Regions from separate parts of the Homo sapiens genome. Here region 2 is linked to region 1. Evidence: read pairs that join two places in POLR2A ChIA-PET (ENCODE). Cell type or tissue: GM12878. All regions are shown on one strand. Links, peaks and the distances in the headings refer to the core of each region. The heading gives the core; the rest is flanking DNA.

Evidence for each region. Peaks named below come from ENCODE experiments on the same cell type or tissue, not always from the same donor. Only the 100,000 strongest peaks of a DNase experiment are listed, where the experiment ranks them.
Region 2: POLR2A ChIA-PET joins it to region 1 with 5 read pairs; 5 of 35 experiments call an interaction of 5 or more read pairs at or near these places.

What each region holds. Positions count from the first base shown.
Region 1 is chr19:48,420,812-48,428,811 of GRCh38, reverse strand. It overlaps GRIN2D (glutamate ionotropic receptor NMDA type subunit 2D), which reads right to left. Exons shown (of 14, transcript NM_000836.4): 11 at 6,867-7,027. Among named protein-coding and RNA genes, the nearest start is that of GRWD1, 21 kb to the left of the region's middle. RefSeq lists an enhancer at 3,706-4,000. In GM12878, for the core only: no CTCF peak of the experiment used is centred there; a DNase peak (open chromatin) is centred at 3,938; H3K4me3 peaks cover 252 bases; H3K27ac peaks cover 486 bases.
Region 2 is chr19:48,281,685-48,296,484 of GRCh38, reverse strand. ZNF114 (zinc finger protein 114) reads right to left here. Exons shown (of 6, transcript NM_153608.4): 5 at 13,988-14,114; 6 at 8,877-10,724. The coding sequence ends at 9,607. It overlaps ODAD1 (outer dynein arm docking complex subunit 1), which reads left to right. Exons shown (of 16, transcript NM_001364171.2): 16 at 1-23. Among named protein-coding and RNA genes, the nearest start is that of ZNF114-AS1, 17 kb to the right of the region's middle. RefSeq lists enhancers at 182-681, 682-1,183, 4,463-5,111, 5,229-5,278, 5,299-5,348. In GM12878, for the core only: a CTCF peak has its summit at 5,056 (motif pointing right); no DNase peak of the experiment used is centred there; H3K4me3 peaks cover 607 bases.

The sequences.
Region 1 (8,000 bases), core at 1-8,000:
ATTCACATATTGAAGTCCTAGCCCCTAGTACTTCAGAATGCGACCTTATTTGTATATAGGGCCTCTGCAGAGGGAATCCAGTTAAAATGAGATCATTAAGGTGGGCTCTAATCCAGTATGACTAGTGTCCTTATAAAAAGGGGAACTTGGGCCGGGCGCAGTGGCTCACGCCTGTAATCCAAGCACTTTGGGAGGCCGTGGCAGGCGGATCACCTGAGGATGGGAGTTTGAGACCAGCCTGAGCAATATGGTGAAACTCCGTCTCTACTAAAAATACAAAAATTAGCGGGGCTTGGTGGCACACGCCTGTAATCTCAGCTACAGGAGGGAGGCTGAGGCAAGAGAATCACTGGAACCCGGGAGGTGGAGGTTGCAGTGAGCCGAGATTGTGCCACTGCACTCCAGCCGGGGCAACAAGAGTGAAAGTCCGTCTCAATTAAAAAAAAAAAAAGCGGGGAGGGGGAGGGGGGAGCTTGACTGGGTTCGGTGGTTCACACCTGTAATCCCAGCACTTTGGGAAGCTGAGGTGGGTATATCACCTGAGGTCAGGAGTTCGAGACCAGCCTGGCCAACATGGCAAAAACCCATCTCTGCTAAAAATACAAAAATTAGCCAGGCGTGGTGGCGGATGCCTATAATACCAGCTACTAAGGAGGCTGAGGCAGGAGAATCACTTGAACCCAGAGGGCAGAGGTTGCAGTGAGCCGAGATCATGTCACTGCACTCCAGCCTGGGCAACACTCCATCTCAAAAAAAAAAAAAAAAAAGAACTTGGCCACAGAGACACAAACAGAGGGAAGATGATGGGAAGAGATACAGGGATCAAGAGTCAACAGCCAAGGAGAGGCAGGCCTGGACAGATCCTTCCCTCACAGCCCTCTGAAGGAGCCAAGAGGATGCCTAGCCTCCAGGACTATGAATCAAAACATTGATTTGATTAATTTTTTGCAAACTAATTGTGAACTTAAATTAGTTAGAACAGGACTTGATATATAATAAACATCAAAGTAAATTAAAAAGATACAGGAGTAGACCAAGGAGGGTGGCTCACGCCTGTAATCCCAGCACTTTGGGAGGCCGAGACGGGCGGATCACAAGGTCAAGAGTTCAAGGTGGATCAACCTGGCCAAGATGGTGAAACCCCATCTCTACTAAAAATACAAAAATTACCCGGGCATAGTGGCAGATGCCTGTAATCCCAGCTACTCAGGAGGCTGAGGCAGAGAATTGCTTGAACCCAGGAGGCGGAGGTTGTAGTGAGCCGAGATCGCGCCACTGCACTCCAGCCTGGACAACAGAGTGAGACTCTGTCTCAAAAAAAAAAAAAAAAAAAAAAAAAGAAAAGAAGATATAGGAATGATCCCAAGCCCTGGCAAGGAGGCAAGAAGGATATGGAACAAGTAGAACTCTCTTGCATTGCTGATGAGAGTGTAAATTGGTACAACCACTTTGGATTTTTGTTGTTGTTGTTTTGTTTTGTTTTGTTGTTTTGAGAGGGAGTCTCACTCTGTCAGCCAGGCTGGAGTGCAGTGGTGTGGTCTTGGCTCACTGCAACCTCTGCCTCCAGGGCTCATGCAGTTCTCCTACCTCAGCCTCCTGAGTAGCTGGGATTACAGGTGCCTGCCAGCACACCTGGCTAATTTTTGTATTTTTTTGTAGAGACAGGGTTTCGCCATGTTGGCCAGGCTGGTCTCGAACTCCTGACTTCAAGTGACCTGCCTGCCTCAGCCTCCCAAAGTGCTGGGATTACAGGCATGAGCCACTGTGCCTAACTGTTTTGGAAGATGTCTGACAGTATCTGTTATAGCTAAGCATACTCTCCCTATGACCGGGTAGTTCCACCTATGGGAATACAACCAAGGAAAAGGAATGTGTATGTCCCCCAAACACTTGTACAAGAATGTTCATAGTAGAATATTCATAATGGGCCAAGGTGTGGTGGCTCACGCCTGTAATCCCAGCACTTTGGGAGTCCGAGGTGGGCAGATCACTTGAGGTCAGGAATTTGAGACCAGCCTGGCCAACATGGTGAGACCCCGTCTTTACTAAAAATACAAAAATTAGCCGGGCATGGTGGTGTGTGCCTGTAATCCCACCTGCTCAGGAGACTGAGGCAGGAGAATCGCCTGAACCTGGGAGGTGGAGGTTGCAGTGAGCAGAGATTGCACCACTGGACTCCAGTCTGGGCAACAGAGGAAAACTCTGTCTGAAAAAATAAATAAATAAATAAAAATAAAAAATAAAAAAAAAAGAGGCAATTACACATGTTTAAAAAAGAGAATATTCAGCTAGGCATGATGGCTTATGCCTGTAATCCCAGCTCTTTTGGAGGCCAAGGCGGTTGGATCACCTGAGGTCAGGAGTTTGAGGCCAGTCTGGCCAAGATGGTGAAACCCCATCTCTACTAAACATACAAAAATTAGCTGGGCGTGGTGGCAGGCGCCTGTAATTCCAGCAACTTGGGAGGCTGAGGCAGGAGAACCGCTCAAACCCAGGAGACGGAGATTGCAGTGAGCCGAGATCGCGCAACTGCACTCCAGCCTGGGCAATAGAGAGAGACTCTGTTTCAGAAAAAAAAAAAAAAAAAGAAAGAAAGAAAGAAAGAAAAAGAAAGAAGAGAAAAGAAAAAAAGCAATATTCATAATGGCCAAACACTGGCAATAACCTGAATGTCCACCAGCAGTAGAATGAAAGAATTATGGTATATTTATATAATGGTATACTCAACGGTATTCAGCAATGAAGGAACAATCTGGTGATAACACTGAGGAAAATAAGCCAGACAGGAAGGTATTATATGCACTGTTTGATTCTGTTTAGAGGACGTTCAAAATCAGGCAAAACTAATTATATGATATTCTATGGTGACTGGAGGGGCAGGGGAAGCTTTATGAGAAGCCGGGAAATTCACCATACCTTAATCTGGACCTGGTCACATGGATGTCTATGAATGTATAAATAATGAGTTGCACGCTTTTTGTACCTCACTGTACCTCACTGTATCTATGTATATATCTCAATAAAAAAAAGATGAAAAATATCTATAAAAAGACACGGGATGAGGCCTCAGCTATTTTTACTTATTAAAGGCTGGTGATGTGGCTGACATTTGTATGGGAAAAAAAATACAGGTATCCTGCTTTCTCTGAACTCAAGGCGGGGACAGATTTAGGTTCATTTTGAGAGATGGGGCTGGTCTGTCTTGCTAGTCACATTCTCACCACTTGCTATCCAAAACTTGGGAACCAAGTAGATTTGGAAAGTGCCATCCGCTGGATACGGTGGCTCACGCCTGTAATCCCAGCACTTTGGGAGGCCGAAGCAGGTGAATCACTTAAGGTTAGGAGTTCAAGACCAGCCTGACCAACATAGTGAAATCACATGTCTACTAAAAATAGAAAAATTAGCCGGGGATGGTGGTATATGCCTGTAATCCCAAATACTCGGGAGGCTGAGGCAGGAGAATCGCTTGAACCCGGGAAGCGGAGGTTGCAGTGAGCCGAGATTGCAGCACTGCACTCCAGCCTGGGCAACAGAGCGAGACTCCATCTCAAAAAAAGAAAATGGGATCCCCCCCGCCCGCCCACTGAGAGTCTCTGAATTCTTGCTCTCCCACTGCAAGGACTGAGCAGGCTGGCAGTGTGAGGTATCCCTGAAGGGGTAAAAGAGGAAAGTGATTCTGTTTGCAGCCATCCCTGCCTTCTGAGGAAGGCGCAAGTGAAGCAGAGGTGGGAGGTGGCAGCCTGGAAAGGCACCCTGTTTTGTGTGAGAGAGAGAGAGAGAGAGAGAAGAGAGAATCTGGAATTCTCAGGGTCCTTCCTGGAGGGAAGGGCTGGCGAGAAGAAAACGGAAGAAGGGGGAAGGGGGAGAGATGAGTCAGCAGGCTGGCTGGGGAGAATGCTCTGGGTGAGTAAGGAAGTGAAAAAGTCCCAGGGTCCTGGGGGGCGGCCAGCGCCCTTTTATATTTTCTGTTCATTATGTTGACTAGGAAACTTTTTGCATTTGGGTGATGTCGACCTGGGCGGTCCAGTGCAGCAGTGACACGCCACTAGGGCTGTGGATCACTTGAAATGTGGTCACTCTGAACCTAGATGTGCTGTGAGTGTAAAATGCCACAGATATCAAAGACAGCGTGTGGGGAAAAAAATTATGTAAACGGTCTCACCCATGTTTATACTGATTACGTGTCAAAATAATATTTTGGACATAGTTAGGTAAAATATATTATTAAAAGTAATTTCCAGCCAGGCGCGGTGGCTCACGCCTGTAATCCCAGCACTTTGGGAGGCTGAGGCGGGTGGATCACGAGGTCAGGAGATCGAGACCATCCTGGCTAACACGGTGAAACCCCGTCTCTATTAAAAATACAAAAAATTAGCTGGGCGTGGTGGTGGGCGCCTGTAGTCCCAGCTACTCGGGAGGCTGAGGCAGGAGAATGGCGTGAACCCGGGAGGCGGCGCTTGCAGTGAGCCGAGATTGTGCCACTGCACTCCAGCCTGGGCAACAGAGCGAGACTCTGTCTCAAAAAAAAAAAAAAAAAAAAAAATTTTTTTTTTTGTGAGTCAAGGGGGTCTCACTATGTTTCACAGGCTGGTCTTGAACTCCTGGTCTTAAGTGATCCTCTCACCTTGGCCTCACAAAGCTTTAGGATTACAGGTGTGAGCCACTGCATTGGGCATTAGAAATTTTTTTAAGCCAGGCATGGTGGCTCACGCCTCTAATCCCAGCACTTTGGGAGGCTGAGGCAGGCAGATCACCTCATGTCAGGAGTTCAAGACCAGCCTGACCAACATGGTGAAACCTCATCTCTACCAAAAATACAAAAATTAGCCAGGCATAGTAGTGCACGCCTGTAATCCCAGCTACTCAGGAGGCTGAGGTGGGAGAATTGCTTGAACCCAGGGAAGGCGGAGGTTGCAGTGAGCTGAGATCGAACTACTGCACTCCAGCCTGGGCAACAGAGTGAGATCCTGTCTCAAAACAAACAAAAACAGAAATCAGATCATACCCTTCCTTACGTAAAATCTCCACACCTCAAGGCTTCTCACCGCCTTTAGCATAAAGTCCAGCCCTGACCTTGGCCTCATGCCCAGAATCCTCCCCTCATCTACTCTCTCACCTCAGCTCCTTGCCCTTCAACCACACTGGCCTTCTTGCTGTTCCTCCAGTAAACCAACACTGCACCTTCCTCAGGCCCTTTGCACACTCTGTTCCCTCCGTCTGAAGGCTCTGCTTCCGGAAGTCCACCTGGCTAGCTCTTTCACCTCCTGCAGGGCTCTGCACAAATGTCACCTCCTCCGAGAAGCCCACCCTGAACACCCTGGTGAAAATATCCCAGCCCTGCCGCCCTCTAGCTCACCATCACTTTCTGAAGAGATCTTGATTTTTCTGTTTGCATGTTTATTGTTCATTTCCCACCTCTAGACCTAGGAATCGGGTCTATTTGTTCACCGCTTAGCGTACAGCAGAGGATAAGAAAAATGCACACGGAAGGACTGAGTAAATGCAGGACGGGGAGAGAGTTACTGTGCTCAGCCTTGTTGTATTCGTGGGCTGCACTTTGGGGCCTGAACTCAACTTTTTTTGTATTGTTTTCTTTTTGAGACGGAGTCTGTCTCTGTTGCCCAGGCTGGAGTGCAATGGCACAGTCTCGGCTCACTGCAACCTCCGCCTCCTGCATTCAAGCGATCCTCCTGCCTCAGCCTCCCAAGCAGCTGAGATTACAGGCGCCCGCCACCACGCCCGGCTAATTTTTGTATTTTAAGTAGAGACAAGGTTTCATCATGTTGGCCAGGCTGTTCTCAAACTCCTGACCTCAAATGATCTGCCCGTCTCGGCCTCCCAAGAGCCTGTTGCCGCACCCAGCCTAATTTTTGTATTTTAAGTAGAGATGGGGTTTCACTATGTTGGCCAGGTGGTCTCCAACTCCTGACCTGAAGTGATCTGCCCGTCTCCGCCTCACAAAGTGCTGGGATTATAGGCGTGAGCTACTGCGCCTGGCCTCTGAATTTAACTTCATCCCTATGATTTGGGAAAGGGATGTAAAAAGATAAGAAACACAATCTAAGCATTGATTCCAGTGAGTTCAGGTCTAATGATAATGATAATATCAGCAAACACCTATAGTGCACCGGGCACTGTTCTAAATAAATAAATAAATGTTCTGAGTGGACTAACTAGTTTAATTCTTTTTTTTTTTTTTGAGACGGAGTCTCGCTCTGTCGCCAGGCTGGAGTGCAGTGGCATGATCTCGGCTCACTGCAACCTCCGACTCCCAGGTTCAAGCGATTCTCCTGCCTCAGCCTCCCAAGTATCTGGGACTACAGGCGCGTGCCACCACGCCCAGCTAATTTTTGTATTTTTTGTAGAGACCAGGTTTCACCATGTTGGCCAGGATGGTCTCGATCTCCTGACCTTGTGATCCGCCTGCCTTGGCCTCTGAAAGTGCTGGGATTACAGGCATGAGCCACCGTGCCCGGCTTACTAGTATAATTCTTGTAACAACCTTATGATCATTACAGTGGGGATACTCTTGTTATCCTCATTTTACAGAGGAGGAAACAGAGGTTCAGAGAGGCTGAGTAACTTGCCCAAGGTCACAAAGCCAAGAAGGGGAAGAGCAAAGATTTGAGCCCCATCAGTCTCACCCCAGAATCCAGAAATACTGCATCCCAGAAAATATCCCAAGGAGCCTGCTCCTGGGAGGAGGAGTCCACTTCCACCCTCAGTGACCTCCGCCCTCCAAGCTGACCCACCCAGGGCTGACCTCTGGGACTGAATGAATGAACCTGGACCCCTTGCCATCTTTGAGCATCCTCAGGTCCCCAGCGGCCCAACCCCCACCCCCGGCCCGAGTCTGCGCTGACCCTGCCTTGAGCTGAGTGAGCGCTTCCTCTACGCGGGGCTGGTTGTAGCGCACCATGTAGCTGTGCATGTCGGGATAGTTGCTGCGGATGTTCTTCTCCGTGGAGCCGTTGGGCACGGTCCCAAACTTCAGGGGCGGGTACTGCTCCTGGGGCCTCTGGAACTGGGGCAGAATGGGGAGTGATTAGGGCACCCTCCGCAGGGACATCCCTAACATAAATCACCCATTCTGAGACACACCCGCTATCTGGCAGACACCCCAGTCCCAGGAGTGTTCAATATTTCTCAACACTCGCTCACTACATTAGGGAATGCTTTTCCACTCCCACCCAGCACACACGGTTGCAGACACGTGATCCAAAAGTTCACGAGAAGCCTCCCTGAGGCCCCTGATGTGCCAGGTGTTAAGTCTTCACTTACTGAATCGCGGGAGGTCCTGGGAGTAGAGGCTGGCATGGCAGGAGCTGGGAGCTGTTGCTATTTACCAATCCGTTCAGAAATAGTTCACTTTTTTTTTTTTAAACGGAGTCTTGCTCTTGTTGCCCAGGCTGGAGTGCAATGGCACACTGTCAGCTCACTGCAACCTCCGCCTCCCAGGTTCAACTGATTCTCCTGCCTCAGCCTCCCGAGTAGCTGGGATTACAGGCACATACCACCATGCCCAGCCAGTTTTGTATTTTTAGTAGAGATGGGGTTTCTCCATGTTGGTCAGGCTGGTCTCGAACTACCAACCTCAGGTGATCCGCCCGCCTTGGCCTCCCAAAGTGCTGGGATTACAGGCATAAGCCACCGCGCCCAGACAACTAAAACAAGTTTTGTAAAACCAAACTTATACATAAGATGCAGGCAACTATTCTATTCTACTCCATTCCATTAAAAAATGCTTATTGCAACCCATCAAACTGATTTCTCAAGCCTCTAATAGGTCATGACACCCAGCTAGTTAATCACTTTAGTCTCAAAGTATGCTCTGCAAACCACCAGTCCCTCAACAAACGGTGATTGCAGTGAGATGTGTACAGGAATGGAGAGAGTGAGCATTTAGAGTGATTTGACAGAATTCTTTTTCGTCTGTTGAATCTAATAAATAAAAATGTGAGTTTGGCTTTTTTTTAGGCAGAGTCTCGCTCTGTCAC
Region 2 (14,800 bases), core at 4,164-12,163, 140 kb after region 1:
GAAATAAAGTATATGTGTGGAGAGCTGGCTTCAGCCATGGCTGCTTCCTCTACCTCCAGCCTGGGGGTAATCTGTGACCCTGTCCCGATTCCCTGCCATTCATTCATTCATTCATTCATTCACTCACTCATTCAGCGTTCTTATTTATTTATTTATTTATTTATTTATTTATTGAGATGAAGTTTCCCTCTTGTTGCCCAGGCTGGAGTACAGTGTCACGTTCTCGGCTCACTGCAACCTCCGCCTCCTGGGTTCAAGTGATTCTCCTGCCTCAGCCTCCCGAGTAGCTGGGATTACAGGTGCCCACTACCACGCCCGGCTAATTTTTGTATTTTTAGTCGAGATGGGGTTTCACCATGTTGGCCAGGCTGGTCTTGAACTCCTGACCTCAGGTGATCTGCCCACCTCAGCCTCCCAAAATGCTGGGATTACAGGCGTGAGCCACCGCACCCAGCCTATTCATCCATTTCTCTGAGATCCACGTGTCTGGCTCTCTTGGAGCTATGTTGGTCAGGGCAGGCTGGGCTGTGCTGCAGTCACAGCTGCAGATTCTCTGTGGTCCTCAGGCAGCAGAGTTTTCTCTCCTTTGTGGGCCAGCTGAGCGCTCCGCTCCATATCACTCGTGTACCCCGGGCCCATGGCACAGCCATCACTGGAGTGCTGCCAGTCCTTTGGCACGGGAAGAAGAGAGGATGGCACAGCAGGCAGTGACTCTCGAGGCTTGGACCTGATATGACACCTGTCCTCTTAGCTCACACTCAGCCAGAGCGGGTCAGCAGGTTACGCCGAACTTCAAAGGGTCGCCGGGAAGCGCAGTCTTTTCATGTGCCTGGAAGGAGAGAAAGGAAGGATTATTTATGGACAGCCCTAACTCCAGCCACAGGGTCACAGAGAAAAAGCTGACTTTGGCCCTTTCCTGCAGCGGGGGTGGGTGTAGGAGTGAGAGGGCTTAGAACACCTTGATAACTCTTTCCTGTAGTTGAGTCATGCCAAATGCCCTGTCAAAATTTAATCCATTGGTATCAAAGCTATATAAAAACTTCTAAAAATTCAGGCTGGGCGTGGTGGCTCACGCCTGTAATCCCAGCACTTTGGGAGGCCGAGGTGGGTGGATCACTTGAGCCCAGGAGTTCAAGACCAGCCTGGTGAACATGCGAAACCCTGTCTCGACTAAAAATACAAAAATTAGCAGAGCATGGTGATGTGCACCTGTCTTCCCAACTACTCGGGAGGCTGAGGCACAAGAATTGCTTGAATCTGGGAAGCGGAGGTTGCAGTGAGCCGAGATCATGGTACTGCACTCCAGCCTGGTTAATAGAGTGAGAGTGTCTCAAAAAAAAAAAAAAGTTCAAATCCAAACAGATAATCTATCATCCACCTTCCTAATCCAGGTAGCACCCTGAGCCTCCCCTTAAAATGGCTTGATCATAGTGCATACTTTTTTGTGTGAGAATAAGATGAATTTATACACAAAGCCTTAGAACAGTGGCTGGGCGTGGTGGCTCACGCCTGTAATCCCAGCACTTTGGGAGGCCAAGGTTGGCGGATCACCTGAGGTCAGGAGTTCAAGATCAGCCTGGCCAACATGGTGAAACCCCGTCTCTACTAAAAATACAAAAATTAGTCGGGTGTGGTGGCACATGCCTATAATCTCACCTATTCCGGAGGCTGAGGCAGGAGAATCTCTTGAACCTGGGAGGCGGAGGTTGCAGGGAGCCGAGACCATGACACTGCACTCCAGCCTGGGAGACAAGAGTGAAGCTGTATCTCAGAAAATAAATAAATTAATAAATAAAATGGCTTGATAATAGTACATACTTGTTTGTGTGAGAATAAAATGAACTGATACACAGAAAGCCTCAGAACAGTACCTGGCAAGTAGTAAATGCTCAGAACTACATGTGACTATTAGCAGGACAGCGATAAAGATGGAAAGGAGTGTAGTGTTTTCTTTCTATTTATTTATTTATTTATTTATTTTTGAGACGGAGTCTCGCTCTGTCGCCCAGGCTGGAGTGCAGTGGCACAATCTCAGCTCACTGCAATCTCCGCCTCCTGGGTTCAAGCAGTTCTCCTGCCTCAGCCTCCCAAGTAGCTGGGATTACAGGCACCTGCCACCATGCCTGGCTAATTTTTTTTTTTTGTATTTGAGATGGGGGTTTCACCGTGTTGGCCAGGCTGGTCTCGAACCCCTGACCTCAAGTGTGCTCCTACCTCGACCTCCCAAAGTGCTGGGAATACAGGCGTGAGCCACTGAGTCTGGCCTGTGTTCAGCAATATTTGAGCCATTTTTCCTTACAGAAAGAGAAATACTTATTTTTGTGTTTTAAATAAAACTGGTGTAGGAAAGTTAAAAAAAAAAAAAAAGAACTCTATTTCTCCCCTTACAGCTGCACAGGAGGGGACATCCACATATCTTTTCTCATTAATTTGATAAATATTTATTGAGCATGTACTATGTGCCATATATTGTACTAGGTTCTGGGGATGGAAGAGTAAAGGAGAAATTTGAAAATGGCATTTCAGGAGGGAGGTGGAAAGGCAGCTCCTCTGAGGCGTGGCTCCTGGCAGTGGAACTGCTATTCTTCCTCCCTGGGGGCCCAGGAAGTCTCATCTTGGTGTGGAGCTGAGTCGTGACCACCAGCCCTATCTCCCATTTCGGAGCGATTTCCTCCTCTTTCCTTCCAAAGATAGCAGAGTAAGCACAGCAGACCGAGCCTTCTGATTTGCTGCCCCTGCAAAGCGGCCTCATAGACCACCACAGTGCGATGGACTCAGGCTAACCACAGCTCTCTGTCACCTCAAGGGTCCTAGTCCTACAATGAGCAGGTTCACTTCCTCTACCTTCCCCTGGACTGGGGCTGGGCTCGCCACTTTTAGATGGTCAACCCTGCAGCACCCAGCGCAGAATACATCGAAGGCCACTTTAGAGACACCTGAGAATTCAACCTAGATTTTTGATTTTTTATTTTTTTGAGACAGGGTCTTGCTCTGTTGCCCAGGCTGGAGTGCAGTGGTGCAATCTTGGCTCACTCCAGCCTCCACCTCCCAGGTTCAAGTGATTCTCATGCCTCAGCCTCCTGAGCAGCTGGGACTACAGATGTGTGCCACCACGCCCGGCTAATTTTTGTATTTTTTGTAGAGATGGAGGTTTCACCATGTTGGCCAGGCTGGTCTCGAACTCCTGGCCTCCAGTGATCCTCCCGCCTTGGCCTCCCAAAGTGAAAAAGACATTTTAAAGTTTGACCTCTGGAATGCCTTATGCTACAGCCTAAGAGAACAGCAGGTGAGTGCAGCTCAATCTTATCAGCCAAAGTGGAGGAAGGATGAATTAAATTGTACTCAATAGCAGTGAAATTACGGGTATTTAATCATTTTCCTCCTCCAGGAGTGAGGCAGAAACAGGCACTGCCACATCCAGGCTGTGTGGTCTTGGGCCAGTGTCTTCAGCATCCTGAGCTGTTACTCATCCTGACATCAGAGCTGGCAGCGAATCCTGGAGGCAGCTTTGTGTGGTGGGGAAGGCTCACTGGGAGGTAGCGTGGGTGTAACCGGTTCCTCATCATAATCTCTGTCAAGTGAAAAAACATGGGGATAATCTAGAACAGTGGAAAACCCTATCCCAGACCCTTAGAGAGTCAGGAAACCATTTTAAGGTGACCTGACCAGCATTTAAAAATAGGAATAGGCCGGGCCTGGTGGCTCATGCCTGTAATCACAGCACCTTGGGGGGCTGAGGCAGGCGGATCACCTGAGGACAGGAGTTCGAGACCAGCCTGGCCAACATGGTGAAACCCCGTCTTTACTAAAAATGCAAAAATTAGCTGGGCATGATGGCGGGAGCCTGTAATCCCAGCTACTCAGGAGGCTGAGGGAGGCTGAGGCAGGAGGATTGCTTGAACCTGGGGGACAGAGGTTGCAGTGAGCCGAGATCATGCCTGGGTGATAGAGTGACACTCTGTCTCAAAAAAAAAAAAGGAATAGAGTGGAATATAAAGCATCGTGTAATACAGGGCCGTGTAATACAGGGTGGTATTTTTAAAACTAAAATTTTCTTTTTTTTGAGACGGAGTCTCGCCCTGTCACCCAGGCTGGAGTGCAGTGGCGCGATCTCGGCTCACTGTAACCTCTGCCTCCCGGGTTAAAGTAGTTCTTTGCCTCAGCCTCCCTAGTAGCTGGGATTACAGGTGCCCGCCACCATACCTAGCAAATTTTTTTTTTTTTTTTTTTTTAAGTAGAGATGGGGTTTCACCATCTTGGCCAGACTGGTCTGGGACTCCTGACCTGGTGATCCACCCACCTCGGCCTCCCAAAGTGCTGGGATTACAGGCATGAGCCACTGCAGCCGGCCTAAATTTTGTTTTTAATTGTACATATTTATAGGATGCGGCGTGATGTTTTGATACATATATAAATTGTGCAGTGATCAAATCAAGGTTATTAGCAAATCCATCATCCCAGATGCTTGCCATTTCTTTGCGGTGAAACATGCAAAATGTTCTAGCTATTTTGAAGTATACAATCCATTGTTGTTGGCTATAGAGGGTGGTATTCTTTTGTAAAAGTATGCTGATGCGGCCAGGCACGGTGGCTCATGCCTGCAATCCCAGCACTTTGGGAGGCCGAGGCGGGCAGATCACTTGAGGCCAGGAATTCGAGACCAGCCTGGCTAACATTGTAAAACCCCATCTCTACTAAAAATAAAAAATTAGCCAGGCGCGGTGACGGGCGCCTGTAATCTCAGCTACTCAGGAGGCTGAGGCAGGAGAATCGCTTGAACCCTGGAAGTGGAGTTTGCAGTGAGCCGAGATCGTGCCACTGCATTCCAACCTGGGCAACAGAGCAAGACCTTGTCTCAAAAAAAAAAAAAAAAAAATGCTGACGCAAAATGATTTCTTACTGTGCGTCAGAATTTTGGAAGCCACTGGTAGACAGTCCTTAGTTTCACACAATGATTTTCAGACAACTGCCCATTCGCCAATTCCAACCACCTCGGCCCACTGCCCAAATCCAACGTTTCTGGTCTCCGGGCGGCGCTGCCTTAGCAGGATCCGCCGCCAGGTGGCGCGCTCCCCCCGCCCGGAGTGGGTTTTGTTCCATCCCGGACTTAGATCTTCCAAGACGGCGATTTCCTTCTGGTCGGGTCTCTTCCCGAGGATCCGCTTTACTCGTACTAGAAACTCTGACCTCGAATGCAGTTCCAGAAGCAGAACCCTGTAGGGGGTTTCAGGCGGCCAAGAAGGGAAGTGGTTCTCCTAAGACCGTCCCGGCTTCAGTCCACGGCGCTCACTAAATGCCTCCCACGCCAGACGAGGTCCCCCGTCCCCGGAGCTCGCGTCCCAGAGGTGAGGACACACACGAACCCTCCTGCCCGAATTCGCGACCCCGTCAGTGCAGGGAGGCTCTGGCCTGGGGCTGAAGAGCCGAGTCTCTGGTGCCTGACAGCACGGGGTCGAGCCCCTCCCGGCCACCTGCTGGCTGTGTGATCTTGGGCATCGTGCTTGGCCTCGCTGTGCCTCAGTTCCCCCCACTGTAAAATGGTAGTGATAACAGCAGCCACTTCATAGCGTTGCAGGCGTTGCATGAGTTAATAGGTGCAAAGCGCTCAGAAGGGGGCCTGGCGTATGTTTGCCAAAACGATTGTTGAAAATTCTCAGTTTACATCTGTGAGAATTGAGGACCAGTTGGGGGTAGAGGGTGGGGAATCCCCAAAGTCGGCTAAGTTCAGCCTCAGCGACTGGAGGCGGGAGGGGTGTTCCCTCAGCTACAGATGTTTCCCCCCTCCCGCCCCGGCCCCCTCCACCCCCGGTTGAATCCAGGGATTCTGATTTCAGCCATGGTCCTTTTCCTCCGCACAGCGCTCCCTGGGGGTGGGAGTGGACCCAGGCCCCTTGGCAAGGTCTGGGACTGTCCTGGCATAGCAGCCTCCCCTCCTCCTCTTCATTCCTTCCAGGATGGGGAGGGCCATGAGTCACCCAGATTCTAGGATAAAGCAGCAGATTGCTGGGAAACGCAGGCAGCAGGGGTCCGGGAGAAAGGGCCAAGCTTGAGCCCCCTCAGCCACAGTGGGGGTCCCTGACCTGCAGGTCTTCCCCAAACACTGAAAGCTGAACTTAACAGTGCTGGGGCCATGCAGAATGCGCGCCTAGGAGGACCTCTGCTCTTACCAGTGGCGTTTCTCTTTTCTTTTCCTTTTTTTTTGGAGACGAAATCTCGCTCCGTCGCCCAGACGGGAGTGCAGTGGCGCAGTCTCAGCTCACTGCAACCGCTGCCTCCCTTGTTCAAGTGATTCTCCTGCCTCAGCCTCCCAAGTAGCTGGGATTACAGATGTCTGCACCATGCCTGGCTAAGTTTTGTATTTTTAGTAGAGATGGGGTTTCGCCATGTTGGCCAGGCTGGTCCCGAACTCCTGACCTCAAGTGATCCACCCACCCCGGCCTCCCAAAGTGCTGGGATTACAGGCATGAGCCACCGCGCCCGGCCTATTTTTTTTTTTTTTGAGACAGAGTCTCACTCTGTCTGTTGCCCAGGCTGGAGTGCAGTGGCACGATCTCGGCTCACTGCAACCTCCGCCTCTTGGGCTCAAATAATTCTCCTGCCTCAGCCTCCTGAGTAGCTGGGACTACAGGTGCATGCCACCATGCCTGACTAATTTTTGTATTTTTAGTAGAGACGGGGTTTCACCACATTGGCCAGGCTGGTCTTGAACCCTGACCTCAAGTGATCCACCTGCCTCGGCCTCCCAAAGTGCTGGGATTACAGGCGTGAGCCACCACGCCCGGCCAAGAATGACTTTCATAAAATGCTCATTGGGAGGGCTTTGCAAAATTGGTGTTAGCAGCATGTTTATAATCTCTAAAGTGAGATACAGATCCAGGGTCTCTGGAATGAATATAACTAAGAAAGAATGAATGCCACCTGCACCCTACCTGCTTAGCTTTTCTTTTCCTGAAAGAAGCAAGGCACAAAGAAATATTCTATGCCATGCCATCATACGCAGCATAAACATCATCGAAACTAGAAAACAGGGTATTTGGGGATTTCTGCATAGCTGCAAACATAAAGATGAGCGAGGGGGGCGAATGATACAAAATGAACCATGGCGGTTTCCTCTTGGGGCTGGAGATGTCGTCTGTGAGGCACAGACGTGAATTGCCTGGTGTTTAATGATGAGCTGTTTACGGGCTTGGATGGTGGGTATAAGGGTGATCACTTTATTAACTTTGAAATGTCGTGGTGGCAGGTGCCTGTAATCTCAGCTACTCAGGAGGCTGAGGCAGGAGAATCACTTGAACCTGGGAGGCAGAGGTTGCAGTAAGCGGAGATCACGCCACTGCACTCCAGCTTGGGCAACAAGAACAAAACTCCATCTCGAAAAAAAAAATGTATATGTACATTTTCATGCATTTTCAGGTAGTCATATTTCCCAACTTTTATTTTTTATTATTTTTATTTTTACTTTTTTTGAGATAAGTTTCACTCTTGTTGCCCAGGCTGGAGTGCAATGGCACAATCTCGGCTCACCGCAACCTCCGCCTCCCAGATGCAAGCAATTCTCCTGCCTCAGCCTCCTGAGTAGTTGGGATTACAGGCGTGAGCCACCACACCTGGCTAATTTTATATTTTTAGTAGAGATGGGGTTTCTCCATGTTGGTCAGGCTGGTCTCGAACTCCTCACCTCAGGCGATCCGCCCACCTTGGCCTCCCAAAGTGCTGGGGTGACAGGCATGAGCCAACATGCCCGGCCGTTTCCCAACTTTTAAAAGATTGAAAAGAGGCCGGGCACAGTGGCTTATGCCTGTAATCCCAGCACTTTGGGAGGCCAAGGCAGGCAGGTCACTTGAGGTCAGGAGTTTGAGACCAGCCTGGCCAGCGTGGTGAAATCTCGTCTCTACTAAAAATAGAAAAATTAGCTGGGCGTGGTGGTGGGTGTCTGTAATCCCAGCTACTCGGGAGGGTGAGGCAGGAGAATCACTTGAGCCCAGGAGGCAGAGGTTGCAGTAAGTCGAGATTGCCCCACTGCTCTCCAGCCTGGGTGACAGAGCAAGACTCTGTCTCAAAATAAATACATACATAAATAAAATAAAAATAAAAATAAGACATTAAATAGTGCTCATTGTGGAAAGTGAATCTATGTGCCCTTAGTAAAGAAGATGAGAAGAATGGAGGTGGCAGGGAAGTTGACAGAATAGGGCACATTAGACTGACAAAGTCATAACAAGTAACCCAAGTTGGTACCAGAAAGACCACATACTCTGACCATAATGCAGTTGAACAGTGACCAATAAGACAAAAATGGTATCATGGAGTATATGAATCCCAAGTCTAAATTGAATGAGGCTCAAAGAAGGCTTCACATTGAAAATGAGACCACGTGTATGTGAGTTATAATGAACCTGCTATATACCAACATTTATGTGGCAGAGCTGGGAGTGTGCAAAGAGGGATATCCTTCATCTTGTAGCATTTTTTTTTTTAGAAAGGAAAAACTGGAAAATCATGAACATTTACAGTGTTTCAGTCCTACTGTGCGCTCATTGTGCCTAAGTGAAAGGCTGGACCTGAAAGCTTTCTTTTTTTTTTTGAGACAGGGTGTCACTTTGTCACCCAGGGTGGAGTGCAGTGGTGCAAACACAGCTCACTGCTGCCTCAAGCTCCCAGGCTCAAGCGATCCTCCTGCCTCAGCTCCCCAGGTAGCTGGGACTACAGGCATGTGCTACCACTCCTGGTTAATTTTTGCATTTTTTTTTTTTTTTTTGTAGAGATGGGGTTTCTCCATGTTGCCCAGGCTGGTCTCAAACTCCTGGACTCAAGCAATCCCCCACCTTGGACTCCCAAAGTGCTAGGATTACAGGTGTGAGTCACTGCACCAGGCCTTGAAAGCTTTCTTATTTTTATTCCAGTTGTAGCCTCCCTTCAGGATGTGGATTCACATGCAACATGAGTGGTAAGTGTTTAAAGAGGTCTTTCCTACTTTTTTTTTTTTTTGAGACGGAGTCTCGCTCTTTCCCCCAGGCTGGAGTGCAGTGGCTCCATCTCGGCTCACTGCAAGCTCCACCTCCCAGGTTTACACCATTCTCCTACCTCAGCCTCCCAAGTAGCTGGGACTACAGGCACCTGCCACCACGCCTGGCTAATTTTTTTTGTATTTTTAGTAGAGACGGGGTATCACCGTGTTAGCCAGGATGGTCTTGATCTCCTGACCTCGTGATCCGCCCGCCTCGGCCTCCCAAAGTGCTGGGATTACAGGCATGAGCCACCGCGGCCGGCAGGTCTTTCCTACATTTTTTATTTCCGTAAGGAGTCTCTGCAGTGTGAGTTCTTGTATGAACCATGAATTTGAGACCACGCTGAAGGCTTTGTCATATTCCTTTTAGATTCGCAGTTTCTCTCCAGGGTGAGAACAAATGTCTACTCAAGATGAATGAAGATGAAAGGCTTTCTGTAGACTTTACCTTCACAGGGTTTTTTTTCACATTTCTGTAAGATACGAGAGTTCAGGGAAGATGTTCTCACTCATGCTAACCCCTTGAGCTCCCTTCCAATATGTCCTCCTCACATGTTTGGTACAGTCAGAAAATTAATGAAAAATTTTCCACCTTCCTTTCATTCACAGGGCTTCTCATCTTTGTGAGTCTTAAGATGTTTTTTAAGTCCTGACGACTTTGCAAAGTCTTTTCCACATGTCTTACATTTATAGGGTTTCTCTCCAGTGTGGCTCCTTATATGTGTATATTTTGAGGACTCCCGAATGACTTTCCCACATTCTTCACATTCGTAGGGCTTCTTCTGCACAACATGCTTTCTTAAATGTTTATTAAGGTGTAAGGAATATCTAAAGGCTTTCCCACATTTCCCACATTCATACGGTTTCTCTCCAGTGTGAATTTTCATATGTCTCATAAGGAATGACTGATAAAAAAAGGCTCTCCCACATTCGGGGCATTTATGGGTTTTCTCTCCAGTGCAATGACTCTTGTGTGAACCGGAATTTGGAGCGTTGGCAGAGGTTGCCCCAGTTTGACAATCCTTCTTGTTTGTCTCTGCGGTATACAACTGCATCTGCATGGCGTGAATTGAGTTATTTCTGGAGGTGTTCTCGCACTGAGTAAAATCATACATTTTCTCTCGACCATGAGTGTTGTGTGCCCTAAGGGATCCGTCTTCACGGAAAGCTTTTCCAAATGGATTCCGCTGGTGCCTGTTGGCCCCCGTATCAATTTCATCACGTATATGATGCACAGTGTTCTGACTGCCAGTCCATGTGCTTGATTTCAGCTCTGTTTTTCTCCCACACGGAACCCACTGAATGTTCCACCCCAAGACTCCATCGTCTTCGTTGTTTTCATGTGTTTTTTGACTATCGTTTAAGACAGGATTATACTTGAAAATACTTGAGTCACGTGTTAGGATACATTGTCTTATGGAATCTCCCTGTGAAGGCACAAGCCTGCAGGTAGGTTTAGAGTGGTTCCTCATTTCATGATCTTCACAAATGCTAACAGGAGATTCATCTTTCTCAGGGGCAACTGCAGGTGGCTTCACATTATTCACCCCCTGCCTGTGTGGTTCCTCTGTTTTGGGGCATCTCCAGTCTTCTCTTAATGTGGAGTGCTGGGAACTGATGCTCGTGAGACACACTCTGTTGGCTTCAGGAAATGTTCTTTTAGGAAGAATATCCGGCTGAGGGGTTGCGTCTTTGGTTTTACATGGAGTTGCCCAATCTGAAATACAGTGGCACAAAAGTTAAATTCTTTGTTGAAAGTAAAGGTGGGTTAGAGATGATGACATAGGCAATCTCCGTGTGGATTTCTCTCTTTCTTTCTTTCTTTCTTTCCCTCCCTCCCTCGCTCCTTCCATCCTTTCTTTCTTCCTTCCTTCCTTCCTTTCTTTCTTTTCTCTTTCTTTCCCTTCCTTCCTTCCTCCTTCCTTCCTTCCTTCTTTCCTCTCTCTCTCTCTCGTTCTCTCTGTCTTTCTCTCTTTTCTTTAGACAGAGTCTTACTCTGTGGCCCAGGCTGGAGTGCAGTGGCATGATCTTGGCTCATTACAACCTCCGCCTCCCAGGTTCAAGCAATTCTCTGGCCTCAGCTTCCTGAGTAGCTGAGATTACAGGTGCGTGCCACCATGCCTGGCTAATTTTTGTGTTTTCAGTTGAGATGGGGTTTCACCATGTTGGCCAGGCTGGTCTTGAATTCCTGGCCTCATGTGATCCACCTGCCTCAGCCTCCCAAAGTGCTGGGATTACAGGCATGAGCCAACGCGCCAGGCCTCTGTGTGGATTTCTTTCTAAATGTTCACTCAACATGTATGATAAAAATGTGAAGGGGAAGAAAGCAAGAGGAAGGAAGCAGAGAAAGACATCAGAGATTCTGCAGTGTCAGGAATGTGATGACGGTAAGGTCAGGGGTTCAACATGGAGAGTGTCATGTTACTGAGGAACAGTTCTGCAGAGATCAAGGAAACGATCAGGAATTCTAAGTGGAAGAGAATTGGACAGAGAGTCCATGTGAAATTTTTATTTTTTTGAGATGAGGGTGTCACTAGGTTGCCCAGGTGCTGGAGTGCAGTGGCTGGCTATTCATAGGTGTGATCACAGCACACTGCAGCCTTGAGCTCTTGGGATCAAGTGATCCTCTTGCCTCAGTCTCCCGAGTAGCTGGCTCCATGTGCAATTTTAAGGAGAAAAGGAACAGGCCTTTAGCAGGGAAAAATGAAAATATGAGAGGATGGATAAAAGTCAAAAAACATAAGCTTGGACAGGCACAGTGGCTCACGCCTGTAATCCCAGCACTTTGAGAGGCTGAAGTGGGTGGATCACCAGAGGTCAGGCGTTTGAGACCAGCCTGGCCAATGTGGTGAAGCCCCGTCTCTACTAAAAATAGAAAAATTAGCTGGGCATGGTGGCGTGTGCCTGTAATCCCAGCTACTCAGGGGGCTGAGGCAGGAGAATCACTTGAATCCGGCAGGCAGAGATTGCAGTGAGCTGAGACTGAGCCACTGCACTCCAGCCTGGGCAACAGAGTGCCTGTTTTTTTCTTTCTTTTTTTTTCCTTTTAATTAAAAAAAAATTGTTTTTAAAGACAAAAAGAACAGTGTTTTGCCATGTTGGCTGGGCTGGTCTCGACTTCCTGGCCTCAAGTAATCCTCCTCCTGCCTCAGCCTCCCAAAGTGCTAGGATTACAGGTGTGAGCCACTGTGCCTGGCCTATAGGTCTCCTTAGCTGCTCTGTAGATAACAACTTGAAAATTATAAAACATTAAGTTTTCTCTTTGAGATATTCCTTCAGGTCCTGCATTCTGATGAAATGACTATGCTCACTGATCTGAGGAATGCCGTGAGAAACTGACGCACCAAAGAATGTACTTTCCTCATCCCGATGATTTCATCCCCCTTCCTCTGACCAATCAACGTCTCCAATTCTCCAGTCCCTTATCCTCCATGATCCCCTTAAAAATGAGAGCAGTGGCTCATGCCTGTAATGCCAACACTTTGGGAGGCCGAGGTGGGCGGAGCACTTGAGGTCAGGAGTTTGAGACAAGCCTGGCCAACACAGTGAAACCCCGTCTCTACTAAAAATACAAAAATTAGCCAGGTATGGTGGTGCATGTCTATAATCCCAGCTACTCGGGAGGCTGAGGCAGAAGAATTGCTTGAACCCGGGAGGTGGAGGTTGCAGTGAGCCGAGATCGCGCCACTGCACTCCAGCCTGGGCAACAAGAGTGAAACACAGTCTCAAAAACAAAAAAAAAACAAAAACCCCAGAACCCCCCAGGGAGAAGAATTTGAGCGTCTCCTCCCATCTCCTCGGTTGGCACCATGTAATCATGCAACTTTCTCTTTTCTCTGTTGCAAACCCTGCTGTCTCAGTGGCGAGCCTGTTGCTCTGTTACCATGCTGCTGGCTTACAAACCTGTTGGTCCTGTAATGTTCACATCTACCTGGTACTGAGATGCATAAATGCCTGGACAAAACTGCCCTGCACTGTTTTCAGACCACTTCTTGCTCCAAATGAGAGGGCAGACTGGGTTTGCCTAGTTGAAATCCTGCTCACTGGGCAAGCATGTGGTATAAAGGAACTGTGCCGAGACTTTCTGTCAAATGGACACAGGCTTTGGTTTGCTGGGGTTCTGAAGCTGATGATGTGTGAATAGAAGTGCAACAGTGGTCCCTCTACTTTTCTCATCAATGCACTAAAACTCTGCCAAAAGGGCTCAAAACGACCCTTTTCCTGTGCACCATGTTCACCTACATAAGGATCCCCCAAATTCTGTTCAATCACGAAGAGAATAAAAATGTAATGCATTAGCTGGGGGTGGTAGAGCATGCCTGTAATCCCAGATACTCAGGAGGCTGAGGCAGGAGAATTGCTTGAGCCCAGGAGGCGGAAGTTGCAGTGAGCCGAGATGGTGCCACTTCACTCCAGCCTGGGTGACAGGGTGAGACCCCATCTTAATGAAAAGAAAAATAAAGGCTGGGTGTGGTGGCTCACGCCTGTAATCCCAGCACTTCCGGAGGCCGAGGTGGGAGGATCACTTGAGGTCAGGAGTTCAAGACAAGCCTAGCCAACGTGGTGAAATCTGCCTCTACTAAAAATACAAACAAAAATTAGCCAGGTGTGGTGGTGTGCACCTGTATTCCCAGCTACTAGGGAGGCTAAGGCAGAAGAATTGCATGAACCTGGGGGGTGGAAGTTGCAGTGAGCTGAGATGATGCCGCTGCACTCCAGCCTGGGAGATAGAGTGAGACCCTGTCTCAAAAAATAAATAAAATAAAATAAAATAAAATAAAATATAAAATAAAATAAATAAAGTAATGCAACAAACTGACTTCCAGTTTCATGGTGAACCCTACACCTACTACCTGGGGGGCAGCAGCTGTGTCTCTGGAATTTAACCCAGTTCCCATTTTCCAATGCACTTCCCAGAACACGGTTCCAAACCAGCACTGGTCCCATCACGGACTAAGTGCAGGAAGGGGGCCTCCTTACCTATGAATGCCAAGTTCCTAGAATTTTCCAGCATCACGTCTCTGTAGAGATTCCTCTGAGCTGGGTCCAGCAGGGTCCACTCCTCTTTGGTGAAGTTCACAGCCACGTCTGCGAAGGTCACCGAGTCCTAAAATAACACATGCAGTTTGGCTCGGAGGGGTGTCCTGTTATCAGTTTGAACTGTGACCCCTTTCTCCACAGAAAAAGGTAGGTTGAGGTCTTAACCCTTGGTACCTGCAAAGGTGACCTGATTTGTGAACTAGAGTCTTTGCAGATGTCAATGAATTAAGATGAGGTTGTGGCCGGGCGCGGTGGCTCACACCTGTAATCCCAGCACTTTGGGAGGCTGAGGCAGGTGGATCACAAGGTCAGGAGTTCGAGACCAGCCTGGCCAGCATGGTGAAACCCCGTCTCTACTAAAAATACAAAAAATTAGCTGGGCATGGTGGTGGCGGGTGCCTTTAGTCCCAGCTACTCAGGAGGCTGAGGCAGAGAACTGCTTGAACCTGGGAGGTGGAGGTTGCAGTGAGCCGAGATCACACCACTGCACTCCAGCCTGGGCTACAAAGTGAGACTGTCTCAAAAAAAAAAAAAAAAAAAAAAGATGAGGTTGTACTGGGGGTTGGGTGGGCCCTAATCCAGTGACTGGTGTCCTTATAAGAAGAGGAAATCTGGCCAGCTGCAGTGGCGTATGCCTGTAATCCCAGCACTTTGGGAGGTTGAGGTGGGACGATCGCTTGAGGCCAGGAGTTCAAGACCAGCTTGGGCAACACAGTGACAACCCGTCTACAAAAAATAAAAAAATTACCCGTG